Regions from separate parts of the Homo sapiens genome. Here region 1 is linked to region 2. The links are chromatin loops, found by intact Hi-C in ENCODE. Cell type or tissue: heart right ventricle. All regions are shown on one strand. Links, peaks and the distances in the headings refer to the core of each region. The heading gives the core; the rest is flanking DNA. Region 1 overlaps CUX2 (cut like homeobox 2). Region 2 holds the start of LOC124903019 (a long non-coding RNA gene).

The links. Peaks named below come from ENCODE experiments on the same cell type or tissue, not always from the same donor. Only the 100,000 strongest peaks of a DNase experiment are listed, where the experiment ranks them.
Region 1: a loop joins it to region 2, with 28 times the contacts of the local background. A loop is called at or near these places in 25 of 110 quality-filtered maps.

The regions. Positions count from the first base shown.
Region 1 is chr12:111,330,249-111,338,560 of GRCh38, reverse strand. CUX2 (cut like homeobox 2) reads right to left here. Exons shown (of 22, transcript NM_015267.4): 19 at 3,851-4,120; 20 at 87-275. Among named protein-coding and RNA genes, the nearest start is that of MIR6760, 30 kb to the right of the region's middle. In heart right ventricle, for the core only: no CTCF peak of the experiment used is centred there; no DNase peak of the experiment used is centred there.
Region 2 is chr12:111,439,037-111,447,348 of GRCh38, reverse strand. SH2B3 (SH2B adaptor protein 3) reads right to left here. Exons shown (of 8, transcript NM_005475.3): 3 at 495-596; 4 at 316-407; 5 at 130-224; 6 at 1-19. LOC124903019 (a long non-coding RNA gene) reads left to right here and starts at 2,604. Exons shown (of 2, transcript XR_007063462.1): 1 at 2,604-8,312. RefSeq lists enhancers at 1,945-2,214, 2,965-3,084, 6,661-7,205, 8,218-8,312 and a silencer at 4,520-4,706. In heart right ventricle, for the core only: a CTCF peak has its summit at 2,114; DNase peaks (open chromatin) are centred at 1,588 and 2,188; H3K27ac peaks cover 5,000 bases.

The sequences.
Region 1 (8,312 bases), core at 1,205-6,204, 110 kb after region 2:
CTGGGTTTATGTGGGTTACAGCTAGATATGGTTCTGGGGAAAATCTGAGACCCAGTGCTGGGGCCCATCCTCTGCCCAAGTCTTACCTTTCTTCTCCAGCTTCTTCATATCCCTCAGCTTCTCCACGTTATGGGGGTCATTGAGCCACAGCTGCATGCGGACAAAAGGCTCCCGCCCCTTCAGGCTCAGCTTGTGCCAGGGTTTGGGCCGGGACAGCAGGTCAGACACGGAGCCCTGTGTCAGACCCAGGATGCTTTCCCCAAACAGCCGCTGCCCTGGGGATAGGGGAGGGGAGCAATCTGTTACCCGAGGCTGGGCAGAGAAGCCTACTCCCAGGAGAGACATGGAATAGGCCAGAGACACAGGGGAGAGCCTCGAGGCTATCTCCACTGACTCCGAAGGGAGGGCCAGAGACGGCGGAGGACCCACACCTGATGTGAAGCCGAGGGGGGTCTGTCTGTAAAAGAGATTTGGGGGCAGGACGAGGCAGCAACCAACAAAAGAGCTTTTTTTTTTTTTCTTTTTTTGAGACAGAGTTTCACTCTATTGCCCAGGCTGAGCGTAGTGGCATGATCTTGGCTCCCTGCAGCCTCTGCCTCCCAGGTTCAAGCAATTCTCCTGCCTCAGCCTCCCGAGTAGCTGGGATTACAGGCACGTACTACCACACCCAGCTAATTTTTGTATTTTTAGTAGAGATGGGGTTTCCCATGTTGGCCAGGCTGGTTTCAAACTCCTGACCTCAGGTGATCCATCTGCCTTGGCCTCCCAAAGTGCTGCAATTACAGGCGTGAGCCACTGGGCCTGGCCCAAAAGTGCTTTTTTAATTTAAGAGGTTCTTTACTCCTAGGAGATCCCTGAAATTGTCTGCCAACATCATACACACAAATTTGTATCACCGTGTTGGAGGATAATTTGACAGATTCCATCCCAGTTTTAAATGTGCACAGCTTCGGAGCAAGCAGTTCCACTGCCTGGGATAGCTGCACTTGCCCAAGTTCACACAGATGCACACAGACTTATTTTTAGAGGCAGCAGGAAAGTGGAAAAAGCCAAAATGCCCATCAGTTGGGTAAAAAACTGTGGCGCATCCATGGCCTGAAACACTCTCCAGTGGTGAAAAAGAATGCGGGTAATAGAATTATTCTAACGTGGGTGGAAGGGTGCCCACAAAATAGTGTTCATTTTTCTTTTCTTTTTTTTTTTTTTTTGAGACAGGGTCTCACTCTATCACCTAGGCTGGAGTGCAGTGGTGTGATCTCAGCTCACTATAACCTCTGCCTCCCAGGTTCAAGTGATCCTCCCACCTCAGCCTCCCAAGTAGCTGAGAGCACAGGCTTAAGCCACCACACCTGGCTAATTTTTGTATTTTTATTTTTCATTTTTTTGGGGACAAAGTTTGGCTCTATCACCCAGGCTGGACTGCAGTGGTGTGATCTTGGCTCCTTGCAACCTCTGTCTCCTGGGCTCAAGCCATCCTCCTGCCTTATCCTCCCGAGTGGCTGGGACTATAGGCACACACTACCATGCCCAGTTAATTTTTCTATTTTTTGTAGAGACGGGGTTTCGCCGTGTTGCCCAGGCTGGTCTGGAACTCATGCCCTCCAACAGTCCTCCCGCCTCGGCCTCCCAAAGTGCTGGGATTACAGGTGTGAGCCACTACACCCAGCCTAGTGTTCATTTTTCAAAAGCAAGTTGCAACGCAATATTTGTATCATTTCGTCTACACAGAAAAAAAAGGAGAGGAAATTAAGTGTATATATGTTCTTATATGTGTTCAGAAAGTGTCAAAGAGACATTAAAAAACTGAAGTGTGGGCTGGGCACGGTGGCTCACACCTGTAACCCCTGCATTTTGGGAGGATGAGGCGGGAGGATCACTTGAGGTCAAGAGTTCGTGACCAGTCTGGCCAGCATGGTGAAACTCTGTCTCTACTAAAAATAAAAAAATTAGCCAGGAGTGGTGGCTCAGGCCTGTAATCCCTGCTACTAGGGTGGCTGAGGCAGGAGAATCACTTGAACCTGGGAGGCGGAGGTTGCAGTGAGCTGAGATCGTACGACTGCACTCCAGCCTGGGGCCTGGGTGACAGGAGACTCCATCTTAAACACACACACACACACACACACACACACACACACAACACTGAAGTGTCTGAGAGGCCAATGGGGAGGGATTTATTTACTTTTTTAGTAACTTTTTTTTTCCTGTACTTTTCGGTATACCTTAAAACAATGAATATGTCTTATTTTTATAACAGGAATTGTAGTGAAAATGTTGGGGTTTGCATACATCCCTCTGGTAGGGGGGCATCACCCGCATTTAAGACTCAGAGGAATTTGTGTCCCAAAAAGGGAAAGAGCCCTAGAAGAGATTTTTCCACTGTGGCCCAAGAGGGCAAAGACTTCAGCACCGGGTGAGGACTGAGCTGGAGTTCCGCAGTGACTGGGGTTCTCCACGTCTTCCTGGAAGGAAGTTTTTAAAGCCGTGGGCTGAGAATTCCAGGTCCTCTCAGACCTGCATTCACTTTGTCCTATCCCAGACCCAGGTCAGAGCCAGATGCCTCACACAGGGTCCTGGATGCCCTGGGGCTGACTCCAGTGCCCTGGGATCTCACCGTGGGCACTTTTGTCTTTTTTTTTTTTTAATTTAACTTTTTTAGAGACAAGGTCTTCCTCTGTCGTCCAGGCTGGAGTGCAATGGCATGATCATAGCTCACTGCAGCCTTGAATTCCTGGGCTCGTGCAGGCCTCCTGCCTCAGCTTCCTGAGGACTATAGGCATTCACCACAATGTGTGAAGTTTGTTTGCATGAAGTTTGCAGCTAATTTTAGGAAGCTTTTTTATTTTTTATTTTTTTGGAGATGGAGTCTCACTGTGTTGCCCAGGCTGGAGTGCAGTGGTACAATCTCGGCTCACTGCAACCTCCACCTCCTGGATTCAAACGATTCTCCTCAGCCTCCTGAGTTGCTGGGATTCCAAGTGCATGCCACCACACCCGGCTACTTTTTGTATTTTTAGTAGAGATGGGGTTTCACCATGTTGGCCAGGCTGATCTGGAACTCCTGACCTGAGGTGATTCGCCTGCCTTGGCCTCCCAAAGTGCTGAGGTTACAGGCGTGAGGCACCGGGCCCAGCTTGTTTTTTATTTTACTGATTGACTGATTTTTTTTTTGAGATGAGGTCTCGCTCTGTCGCCTTGGCTAGAGTGCAGTGGTGTGATCTCGGCTCACTGCAACCTCTGCCTCCCAGGTTCAAGCGATTCTCCTGCCTCAGCCTCCCAAGTAGCTGGGACTACAGGCATGTGCCACCACGCCTGGTTAATTTTTTTGTATTTTTAGTAGAGACGAGGTTTCACCATGTTGGCCAGGCTGGTCTCGAACTGCTGACCTCAGATGATCCACCTGCCTGGGCCTCCCAAAATGCTGGGATTACAGGTGTGAGCCACCATGCACAGCCATTAATTTATTTTATAGACAAGGTCTTGCTCTGTTGCCCAGGCTGGCATGCAGTGGCATGATCATAGCTCACTGCAGCCTTGAACTCCTGGGCTCACGCGATTCTCCTGCCTCAGGCTCCTGAGTTGCTAGGACTACAGGCATGCACCAACACGTGTGAAGTTTGTATGCATGGAGTTTTCAGCTAATTTTAAAAAGCTTTTTTAAGATATGAGATCTTGCTATGCTGCCCAGGTTGGCCTCAAACTCCTGGCCTCAAGCGATCCTCCCTCCCTGGCCTCCCAAAGCACTGGAATTACAGGTATGAGCCACTGGGTCCCAGCTCCAGACACCTTTTCAAGGCAAGTAGGAGCCAACCCAGGTGGGAGGCAGCCTCTCCGATTCCCACCCGCTCCGTACCTAGATTGTTGTCTGTGAGGACCTCCTTCACCCTCTTGGTGATGGAGTACGTGTCCAGCTCGGGGGACATGGCCACGATCTCCTGGATGCCCCCTGGGGCCTGGCTGCCTGAGTACATCTTCCCGCTCAACGAGGAGCTGGAGCGGCCCTCTGGCTGCTGGTTCTCCTTGCTGCTCTCCAGGGACAGGCTCAACGGCTCCTGGGAGCTCTTCTCAGGCTCTGTGGGGCTGGGGGGTGGGGATGGTGAGGACCTTGGTTCTGTGGGACTGGCTGTGGGCCACAGAGAAAGAGAAGGTGGTTACTATAATCTGGCACAGACACATCCACTTTCGGGAGGCTTGCTTCTTACAGCCAAGAGTTGCCAAACACCCATTTTGCAACCACTGTAGTAATAATCGCTCAGGTAGGGACCACCCTGGATGCTAAAACTAGTGGATGAAAGTTTGATGAGGACTGGACTGGGATTTCTACAAAGTCTCCAAGTATCTCCCCACATGATGCTTAGCAATTTTTTTTTTTTTTTTAAGACGGAGTCTCGCTCTGTTGCCTAGGCTGGAGTGCAGTGGTGTGATCTCGGCTCACTGCAACCTCCGCCTCCCGGGTTCAAGCGATTCTCCTGCCTCAGCCTCCCAAGTAGCTGGGACTACAGGCATGCGCCACTACGCCCTGCTAATTTTTTGTATCTTTAGTAGAGACGGGGTTTCACCATGTTAGCCAGGATGGTCTCAATCTCCTGACCTCATGATCCACCCGCCTCAGCCTCCCAAAGTGCTGGGATTACAGACATGAGCCACCACACCTGGCCGATGCTTAGTAATTACAAAGGGAAAAGTAGCCACTTTACAGTACAGAGACCTGGTTGGACTCTCTCTGTCACCCAGGCTGGAGTGCAGTGGTGCGATCTCGGCTCACTGCAACCTCTTTCCCGGGTTCAAGCGATTCTCCTGCGTCAGCCTCCTGACTAGCTGGGATTACAGGCACTGGTGGATACCATCTTAACCAATGATCCAAGTTACTATCACCAATCACAGGGCAAGTCAGCAACATGGGCCTCCTGAGAGGATGGCCTGAGAAGGACATGGCATCACTTCTGTGATATTCCCAGCCCCAAGTACACAGCCCGAATCTGATTTCAAGGGAACATCAGGCAACCAAACTCAGACTGTCCAGGAAATAACAGCCTCTACTCTTCAGAAAGGGCAACACTGGAAAACAAAGAAAGGCAGAACTGTCGAAATCAAAACATGAAAACTAAACACAAGTGATCTTGAATCTCATCCTGCACAGGGAAAAGAAATTTACATATTTTATTTAATTAATTCATTTTGAGACAGGGTCTTGCTGTGTTGCCCAGGATGGAGTGCAGTGGCTTGGTGATAACTCACTGCAACCTCGACCTCCTGGGCTCAAGTGATCCTTCCACCTTAGCCTCCCAAGCAGCTCGGACCACAGGTGTGCATCATCATGCCTGGCTCACTTTTCTTTTTTTGAGACAAGAGTTTCACTCTGTCTCAAAAAACTTCACCCAGGCTGAAGTGCAGTGGCATGATCTTGGCTCACTGCAACCTCCACCTCACGGGTTCAAGAGATTCTTGTGCCTCAGCCTCCTAAGTCACTGGGATTATAGGTGCATGCCACCACACCCGGCTAATTTTTTGTATTCTTAGTAGAGACGGGGTTCCACCATGTTGGCCAGGCTGGTCTCAAACTCCTGACCTCAAGTGATCTACCTGCCTTAGCCTCCCAAAGTGCTGGTATTGCAGGCGTGAGCCACAGCACCTGGCCAAGATTTATATATTGTATCTAAAAATTTATATAGCTCATAAAGGATATTATTGGGACAACTGAAGAAACCTGAATATAGATGGTGGGATACATGCCAGTATTTTACCACTGTAAAATTTCTTGTTTTTGGAAAGCACTTGTTGAAGCATTTAGGGCTAAAGGGACAAGATGTCAATGAATTCCTCAAATGGCAGAGAAAGAGCACGATTATGGCAAAATTAATAACTGTTCAAACTGGGTACAGTGCAGGGAGTTTGCTGTTCTACTGTTTCAATTTTTCTGTAAATTAGAAGTTACCTCAAAACGAAAAGTTAAATAAACGGCAACAACTAAAGAAGTCAGCAATGATCCAGCAATGATCTACAAGTTCAACCACAGGAGATTGGCTGAATAAAATATGGGGGATCCCTGCAGTGGGCTCTTCCGAGGCAATGAAAGAAAATGTAATGAAAAGATGTCCATGGTGCAATGCCACATTAAAAAGCTAGATTGGGGCCGGGTGCAGTGGCTCATGCCCATAATCCCAGCAATTTGGGAGGCCAAGGTGGGAGGATCACCTAAGGTCAGGAGTTGGAGACCAGCCTGGCCAAATGGTGAAACCCCGTCTCTACTAAAAAATACAAAAATTAGCTGGGCATGGTGGCACATGCCTGTAATCCCAGCTACTCGGGAGGCTGAGGCAGCAGAATCGCTTGAACCTGGGAGGCGGAGCTCGCAGAGAGCCGAGATCACACCACTGCACTCCAGCCTGGGCAATAGAGCAAGACTCTGTTTCCAAAAAAAAAAAAAAAAAAAAAGGTAGACAGATTTTTAAACTACATTTTTCATTTTTCTTTTTTTTTGGAGATGGAGTCTCACTCACTCTGTCGCCCAGGCTGGAGTGCAGTGGCATGATCTTGGCGCACTGCAACCTAGCCTCCTGGGTTCAAGTGATTCTCCTGCCTCAGCCTCCCCCATAGCTGGGATTACAAGCGTTTGCCACCACACCCGGCTAACTTTTGTATTGTTAGTAGAGATGGGGTTTCGCCATATTGGCCAGGCTGGTCTTGAATTCCTGACCTCAAGTGATCCACCCTCCTCGGCGCCCCCAAAGTACTGGGATTACAGGCTTGAACTACCATGCCGGGCCCATTTTTCATTTTTCAAAAGACATTTTGTGTGACTATATATTGGAAAAATGATTTGAAAGATATCTGGGGCTTGTGATCTCGGGTGGATGACTTTGCCAAGCCTCCGTCCTTCCATCTGTTAAATGGGGCCATAAGACACGTAGCATTATACATACTACTTGGGGCCATCGAGAGACCTCCATGAGATAACGTGGGGCAAGGGTCCACCTCCACCTCCTCTACCACCTCCACCTCCTGGGGCATTAGAGGCACCCATGGGAGTCCCAGTGTGAGCTGAGCCTCCTGAGAAACCAGGAAAGGTGGGAGCATCCCCAGGGAGGCACCCCTAATGGGTTGGCAAGCATGGTGTGGGGTCTAGGAATCCCAGCACTGGCCACACCTAATCCCAGCACATTAGAAAAAGATGCCTCTTCCTTGAGGCATTCAACTGCCACCTGCTGGAAACTTGTTAAAATAACCATTAAAATGTATGACAGCTGGAAGAAAAGGGAGCAACGGCTTTACTTTCAGAAGAGACATCCTGAGCCCAGGATGGGTTCCTTCCTTCTCTGTCGTGGGTGAGTTGGTCACTCGGATCAGACCACTCCTATGCTCCAGAATCATCAATGGCTCCCCATTGCCCCTTGTGCAAGAAATGTCTATCACCTTGTCTTGGTGATTAAGGCTCTGAACTCCCTTGTCCCTGCCAACTGGAGCTACAGCATTTCCCTCACTCCCCTTCACAAACATCTAGGCTCCTCTCTAAGCCCCTATGTCTTTGCTCAGGCTGGTCTTGCCATCCTGAGGACTTTCCTTCTAATCTTGAACTCCTATGCATTCCTCAAGATCCAGTCCTAAATGTCCCTTCCCTGAGGTCTATTAGACTTTTGGGGTCTAATAGCACCTTGAATATATATTGTCACAGTTTGCTATAATTTCTTGCTTGGGCCAGATCTCTTCCTTACTGATGACAATGATGATGATGTTAATAAATTCCCTTTATTGAGTACTTACTACATGCCCAGTGTAGTATTATGTGCTTTATGCCTATGATCCCTCTCTCTTTATATATATATATATATATATATATATATATATATATATATATATATATATATATATATATATATGTATATGTATTTTTAAATAGAGATAGGGTTTCACTATGTGGCCCAGGCTGGTATCAAACTCCTGGGCTCAAGTCATCCTCCTGCCTCGGCCTCCCAAAGTGTTGGGATTACAGGCATGGGTCACTGTGGCTGGCCAATGCTCATGATCTCAAGTGACCCTCATGACACCTCTAAGAGGTAAGTGCTATGTCATCCCATTTTATGGGTGAGGAAACCGAGGTTCAGAGAGGTTAGACAACGTGTCCAAGATCACACAGCAATAAATGGCAAAGTCAGGACTTGAGCTGGGGTTGGGTTATGCCCAACACTGTCCTCTCATCTACCAACTGTGAGCCCCTTGAAGGCAAGGACTACAAGTTAGTCACAGGTGAGTCCCCAGAGCCTGGGGGTGGGGCAGGGGCTCTGGGCAGATGCCTATGGAGTAATTTCAGCCAGGAT
Region 2 (8,312 bases), core at 1,349-6,348:
AGCCCCCCAGGAGAAGCACCTGTTAGATAAGATGGGTGATGGTGGTCGCAGGGGGCTACCTTATGTCCTGGGCTGAGTCTGGGTTCCAGCGTACCCAGAAGACAATGGCCTAGCTATTGGTTTACCCACCTTGGTTAAGGGAATCTGTGCTGCCCCTTGGGGAGCTGGACGTGCTAGGCTCTAGGGCTGAGGGAATATGCATCTCTGCTTCTGTGCTCTCCAGCCTGCTGGAGAAGAGGCTGAGGTTAAGGATCTGGGCAGGTCAGGGGTGGTAGCAGCAAAGGTGGTGCCAGGGACGAGGGCCCAGGACCTCACCCTCGGCCTGTGCACTCCGAGAGCTCAGCCATCCATGAATTCAGCTGCTGCTCGTCTCCCACCTCAAAGATGATGTCTGTCCGGTCCTTCACCTGGCAGGGAGGAAGGGAACAGGGTTGGGTCTGCTGTATGTGTATGTATTTGTATTGCCCCAGGGTGTGAAAAGCCTTGTCACTCACCTTCAGCACAAAGGTGTAAAGGTTGTCAGGCATCTCAAGCCGTGTGCACCACCGGACCTCCTGGATGCTGGAGCAAGCTGCTTGTAGCTTGGGCCTTGAACTCTACGAGACCAAGTTGGGGTACTCAAGGCTTGTTCCTGATGCTCTTTCTTCCAGCCAGGCCTGAGTTTGTCTATAGTCTCCCCAGGAGTCCCCCTTTTAGAGAGAGTATCCATGGTGTTGCTGGGCAGGCTCTGAGCCTGTAGTGAGGTCCAGGGTGCCTTCCCCTAGCCTCCTGAACACCATTCACACTGAGATCCCAAGAAGCATGTGCTGGCAGAAGGCCAGCCCTCCCAGCCCATTGGACCTGGACTTGGAGACATTCCCACTCTGCCATGTGTCTGACATCCGTTTCTCTTCCCACTGGTGAGCAAACAGCTCCCTGCCCAGCCAGGTGATAGCAGCTGCTGACGGTCTCATCACACCAAGCCCAAAGGGGCAGAGCCTAGCATGGCTAGCCTAAGTTATAGCCACTGTAAAACCACAAAATCTTGGCCCTGGACCTTCCCAGGACACCCGGCACATAGGGCTGCAGGGTGGATAGGAGTTAGCCACTGTTCCTTTGCCAGCAGGAAACCTGCTCCCAGGTCTCAACTGACCCTGCAGATGCTTCCTGTGCTGGGGCACTCTGCAGCCAAGGAGCCAGCTGCTTCCGGTTGGGAATCTGCTCAGGAGGGGGTTTGCCCCTCCCCTTCCTCTTGTGATAAGACTGAAAAGATGGCCGAAAGAAGAAAAGGGGAGAAAGAGATGAGATAAGGAATGGACAGAAGTGGCCCCACTGGGCCCCCTCCATTCAGGTGTTCCTGGAAAATACTACAACCCCTAACAAACTGGGAGCAGGGGGATGGAAAGCAGAGGCAGCCCAAAGGATGTTCTAGCAACTGTGGCTTCAGGTGATCTGACCTCCACCTCAGCCCAAAAGGGCATACCTTGGACTGGAGCTGCTAGTGCTGTTGAATTGACCCCCAAAACCAGATGCTTAACCTTGCTTTACACACAGAGCTGCCAGGTACCTCTGTCGGAAGGATCATGACCCAGTGGCCTGGCCACCTCCTTTATCCCCCTTCCCCACCTGCAGGAGAGTCAATGAACAGTGAGGTAAGAGGGCAGCCTGGCAGGAGCAGGATGGCCACCTGGGCCCTTCCAGCAGGTCTCCTGGGAGCTCCCGGGCCTGCTCTGGTTGGCGGACACAACAGGCTGGGGGAGAGTAATGACTGCAGGAATGACCAACACTGGCCACAGCTCACTGCGGCCTCTCACTAGAAAGCTGCATGACTAGAAAATTCCAGCCTGAAGTGACCAGCACCAGCCAGGGCATTTTCACCTCCTACTCCCAGAGGTCCAGCAGCCAGGATGAGGCAGGCAGAGTGAGGCCTCACATGGCATCCACACGGGCACTGGACACAGCGCAGTGTGCAGGGAGTGGGGCCTCTGCGCTCTTGCCCATTTTTACAGCCAGCCAGCCCTGCAGAGCCTTCATTTCCTGTCTGCAAGATGGGTAAGGTGCGAGTGGCCACTTCCTTCTGCTACTTTTCCAGTTGGCCCTGCCTGGCCCCCACCCTTCCCCCTAGCTGCAGGCCTTAAGGATCACTGGGAGGATATAGGCCAGGCCTGGAGGGGAACGGGCCTAGTCTCCCTTTCAGTTCCGCTCCAGGCCTAGTCCCCAGTGTCAGTGCTGAGATTAACCAGCAGAGCTGCCGGTTTCACTCTGACTCTGGCCCCTGCAAGCCAGCTCCACCCCCAGCAGCTGAAGAACTGCTGAGCAGGCAGGCAGTGGTGAAAAGAGGATTCCCCTCCTCACCCACAGCCAGCCTGGCTGCCACCTGCCTGCTGGCTGAGCACAACCCAGGGGTTCTTCCCCAACTCCCCACAGCAGCCCTTGAGAGCCGCCCAGGCCTAGAGCCACAATCTCAACCCAAGCCTGCCAAGTATCAGAGCCGGGGTCCGCCACAGCTACCTGGTGGTATGGGTGTCCTATGCCAGAGGCTCCAGCCAGGTTGCAGCGTGTGGGCACATGGGCGCAGGACAACCCCTGCTTCAGTCGAAACCTCAGCCTGGACAGCTCAGGCTCTGGCCACTGCAGGGAAGGACCACCAGATGCCCATCAGATTAAGCTATATGGGGGGATGGGTGAGAGGGGAGACAAGCTCAAACCTGGGGGCTGTGTCAGCAGCTGTGGGGGCTTTAGGTTCCCTCCTCTCACATGCCCGCTATTCCACCTCCCTCAAAAGTCAAGCCAGGCCAGCAACAGCTGCTCCCTGGACCTGCTTAGGCTCTACTGTGGTTGGGTGATCAAAGTGGCCAGATCATTTCAGGTATTTGTGGTTTGAACAGTAGACTGTCACCCACCACATCCTGCAGCGTCTATTTCTGGGGAGCAAGTCTTCTCCATTCCCAGCATCTAAACAGATGGCTTCTGTTTGTTATGGCCACTGTGGCTCCAGTGGGAATAATCTATTTCTTTCTTTGCTCTGGCTGCTAGGAATCTCAAAGTCAAAGACGTAGGCCAGCTCTGACACTACCCCAACGGTAGGACTTGTATTTATTTCAACAGCTAACTTTATCCCAGATGTTATAGTTCTTTTATCCTCTAGGGTTTTTTGTTTTTGTTTTTGTTTTTTGAGACAGATTCTCACTCTGTTGCCCATGCTGGAGTGCAGTGGCGCAATCTCGGCTCACTGCAACCTCCACCTCCTGAGTTCAAGCGATTCTCCTGCCTCAGCTTCCGCAGTAGCTGGGATTACAGGCACCTGCCACCACACCCAGCTAATTTTTGTATTTTTAGTAGAGCTGGGGTTTCACCATGTTGGTTGGCCAGGTTGGTCTCGAACTTCTGACATCAGGTGATCCGCCTGCCTTGGCCTCCCAAAGTGCTGGGATTTTAGGCATGAGCCACCACGCCGGGCCCTACCCTCTAGGTTTTAAGATTCAGCCCTGACCCTGCCACTTCCTATACAACCCTGGACAAAGGGTTCGGCTCTCCATGCCTTAGTTGTCATCTGTAATTCAGCTCATTTTTTCACAAGGTGAGCTAACACAAGCGAAAGGCATGACTCGCACAGCTGTTAACAGGCCGGTGAGTAAAGCCTGCTTGGCTCCCACTACACTACTGACAGCATGACAGTCCCCTCTGAGTAGCCTAGCCACTGGGTACACCCCCAGCTTCTCTCAGCCTTACAGAACTATTGCCCCATTTTGTCACATGCTCCCTTACCATCCTGCAATAAATTCCACGTAATATAACCAACATACTACCCTAACTAATTACAAGACAGGGACAACAAAGGACTGTCACTTAGCCGAAATAAAACGTGCTTCAGTGCAACTGTAGACAACACAACCAACTACTTGGCTGCTTCTGAGTTTGTTGTGAAAAGAAGGCTAAGAACATAAGGGAGCCAAAGGGCGGGGGAGCTAGGAAAGCCAGCCTGGTTCCAGATCCACCCAGGGTCCACATGGAAATGCAGTTCCAGGCTCCCTTCAAATGGCCCTGTGCTGTGATCAGTCCCCCTGCAAAGGTCTCTGAGCCACAGTCCCGTCATCTGAGAAGTGAAGATGAAACACCAGCCTCGTGGGGTCACGCAGCTCTCCCTGACTCCCGCCTACCTGAGGATCCCTCTTTATCCCACCTGGCTGTTCAGCCCGCCTGGAGGGAATGTGACGGGCTGGAGGCAACAGACCCTTCCTCTCTAGGCCTCACTTGCCCTCATGCTGTTACCTGGAAACTGTCTTGCTACCTACTGCCCCTTCTGTGTGCTGAGGGACAGGGGACCTGTCTTGGCACAAACATTTATAGGGCCAGGATGGTCCTTCTAGAGTCTTCCGAGGTACTGGGCCACACCCCACCCTGCCAGGTCCTCATAACCAGCTTGAGTGGGGTCTGTTACTGGCTTTGCCCTCAGGCATCCAGCAGAGACAGGCAAGTCGGGGCAGGGCAGGGCTGGACACACCAGTCAAAGGCCAGAGCTCTGGTGGCGTGACCACACCTACGTGGAGAGCAAGGCTGATGGCATGGCCTCCCCTGGTGAGAGAGCAGGAAGAGGCACAGGTGAGCCTGCCACAGCAGCCCCCAGAAGCCACCATGGGGCTTCAAGGCTGTGGGAATCAGCTTGAGCTTTTTCTAAGGTGGGGAAGCTCTTAACAGGAGCAGGCCTGCTGGCTGTCCCCCTCCTCCTGGGACGCTGGAGGGCAGGACACAGGGCAGCATCTGACACACCCCAGCAGCAAGGGCTTGGCCCAGACCAGCCTTGGGGAGAGACCGCCCACCCCCGGGAACCCCCAGGCCACACTAGCTCCCTGGTGGTCTTACCTTCCCCAGAGCCTTTGAGCCCACATTCATCGGTGTACAGCAGCAGTGGGACAGGCCTCAGTCGACCCTCCAGCACCAGCCACGCCTCTGCCACACCTATGCCCTCAAGGAGGCATCTGGCAGCCTGGGCCTAGCTCTGCAGGTGGTTAGAAGAGCCCTAGCTCTACCACTTACTTACCTTTGAAACCTTGGGCAGGACACTAACTGGAGGTTCAGTTTGCTTTCAGTAATAGGGGGCCCGTAAGCAGGTCCTGTTGACCTTCTTACTGGAGGAGGAGAGGGAGGGGGTCTGAAAAGGCGCAGAGCAAATTCCAGATCCTGTCCTGGATGGCTGATCCCTCACCCCAGCCCAGAACCTGAAGTGGATGCTGCCGGGATGGATGAATGAGCATTATTATGGAAAATACTTAATCCAAGCTTACTGTCTAGTATCAAAAAGTTAACCTACTTGGGAAGCTGAGGCAGGAGAATCACTTGAACCTGGGAGACAGAGGTTGCAGTGAGCTGAGATCACACCACTGTACTCTAGACTGGTCGACAGAGTGAGACCCTGTCTTAAAAAAAAAAAAATTCCTTGCCTTCTTCCAAAAATGATTTTAGTCAGGTTAGAGACACCCAGAAAGAGCTGGGAGACAGCTGCTACAACACAGACAAGAGTCCCTCTTGCCACAGATTTGTCTCAGCTTCCTGGCAGCCAATGCAAAGGATTCTCCGAGAGAGGACAGTCATTTGTGGAAAGAGAATGCTGCTGCTTAGCTCCATTAAAGACTCTGAGAAGTCCTGCAGCAGAGAAACCTATTAAACCCATGCATTACCCAGACTTTGACCTATTTCATAGACCTTATTACCATCCCAAGGTAATATGGGATTGAGGTGAGGAAGGTCCTCACCTCGCAAACTCTCCTTAAACGTGGTGCGTCTCAGCCATTCTCTGGGGTGGGCAGCATCAAGACTGAGCCTAGTTGCTAAAAGCCATCCAGTATCCTGCCCAGAAATCCCTCAGGGCTACAGAACCATGCAGCAACTCCACCACCCTGAGGTTTGGGACACTTAGTCCTGTGCTTGAGTCCCAACTCTGCCTTCTCTTCCATAGGTAAGTGACTCACCTCTCCTAGCCTCAGTTTCCAATTTTTTTTTTTTTTTTTTAAGAGATAGGGTCTTGCTCTGTGGCCCAGGCTGGCTCACTGCAGCCTCAAACTCCTGGGGGCTCAAGTGAGCCTCCTGCCTTGGCCTCCCAGGTAGCTGGGATTACAGACACATGCCACCACATGTGGCTGATTATTTTTTTGTAGAGATAGAGATAGGATCTCGCTATGTTGTCCAGGCTGGTCTCAAACTCCTGGCTCAAGTGATCCTTCTGCCTCGGCCTCCCAAAATGAGTCTCCACGTGTGTGTATGTGTGTATTTTGTTTTTGAGGCAGGGTCCCTCTCTGTTGCCCAGGATAGAGTATAAACTAGCTCACTGCAGCCTTGACCTCCTGGGCTCAAGCAAGAGTCTGCATTTTCTAAGGTGGGATAATAATGCCACTACCCTTCCCTGAGAATATGAGCATAGTGTGTGCAACAGAGCTCCCAGAGGGTATGGAAGGATCTCAGGGGAATGGTAAGGCAGGGAGGAGCACAGGGCCTTAGGAGCTCAGCCTTAAGAGAGACTTGGGAGCAAGAAGGCCCCTCCCTGGGCAGCCCTCCTGAGTTGTCACTCCCCTGCTCCCATGCACCAGAGGCTCAAGAAGGCCTCCCTCTTCCTTTTCCATCTTTCGGTCTTGGCCCAGCACAGAGAAAGGAGCAGTAGCGTTTGCTGAATATTCTCCGAAGTGGGGATGGTGGAGAAAAAGGCACTGGAGGTTAAGGGAATAGCAAGAGCCAACACCCAGAGGGCAGAAGGCACAGCCCCAGGCTAGAAGACAACAGGGGCTTGACTGTGGCTGGAAATGACGCTCACAGACCCCACACCACCCTTTAGTGAGCATCTGCTGTGTGCCAGGCATTGGAGCCTGGGTGGCCCACCAGCAGTTTCCAGATTGTGGAATTCACAGGCCGGCAACATTTTTCAAAAAGTTTTCCAAGAGGAAGTCACAGAAATGGGCGTCACACCATCAAGGACACGACGAAACCAAGTAGGACGTCATGGTTCCAGAGCAAAGGACAATCCTGGGCATCATGGACAGTGAGATTTATGAAGGAGAAGCCTCACCACCCTGCCCCGGGCCAGCTCCGTGCAAGGAGCAGTGTGTGTGAGCCTCACGTGGCCCTCCTGTGCCTTCACCTACTTCACAGATGAGAAGGCTCAAGAGACCTCCAAGGGGGAGGGAACACAGCACAGGGTGCTTCTATGACCTTCTGGCACAGGACATCTGGAAGGGAGTTTGGAATCTGCATTTTAACATGGGACCTGGGTGGATCTGAAACCCACCGGCGTCTGAGCTGGCTGGGGTCTGAGGGAGGTCAAGAGAGCTGGGCAGGGAGGCCTCTGTCCCCCATCTTCCCCCCAGATGCCAGGGAGCCACAGAAGATGTGCAGGAGGGGAGGCACGGCCCATCCCTCAAAGGCAGAAAGTGGTGGATGCTGGGAGCTGAGCAGCCAGGATTCCAGTCCCAGACAACTGCTGGGGGAAAGGGGTATTCACAAGGAGCCCCCAGTGAGGAGAGAGGAGCCAGGCTGGAAAACAGTGTGACACCTGGGCCCTCTGGGAGTTGGGCAGCATCAAAAACTGCCATCTGTCCCATCAGACTACGCCCAAGTCTGTCCAGAATTAGCTATTTCCACCCCCACGATGCTGCTCCAGCCTACCCTCCTCTGCTCAAAACTCCCCTGCAGCTACAGGAGGCTGAAGCAGGGAGGTTGAGGCTGCCGTGAACTATGATGGTGCCACTGCACTCCAGCCTCGACAACAGAGCAAAATCTCATCTCAAAAGAAACTCCCGGCTGGGCGCAGTGGCTCACGCCTGTAATCCCAGCACTTTGGGAGGCCGAGGCGGGCAGATCACAAGGTCAGGAGTTCAAGACCAGCCTGGCCAATATGGTGAAACCCTGTCTCTATTAAAAATACAAAAATTAGGCCAGGTGCGGTGGCTCACACCTGTAATCCCAGCACGTTGGGAGGCCGAGGCAAGGCAGATCACCTGAGGTCAGGAGTTAGAGACCAGCCTGACCAACATGGAGAAACTCTGTCTCTACTAAAAATACAAAATTAGCCAGGTGTGATGACACATGCCTATAATCCCAGCTGCTCGGGAGGCTGAGGCAGGAGAATCGCTTGAACCCAGGAGGCAGAGGTTGTGGTGAGCCAAGATCGTGCCACTGCACTCCAGCCTGGGCAACAAAAGCGAAACTCCATCTCACACAAAAAAATACAAAAATACAAAAATTAGTCGGGCATGGTGGCAGGTACCTGTAGTCCCAGCTACTTGGGAGGCTGACGCAGGAGAATCACTTGAACCCGGGAGGCAGAGGCTGCAGTAAGCCAAGAT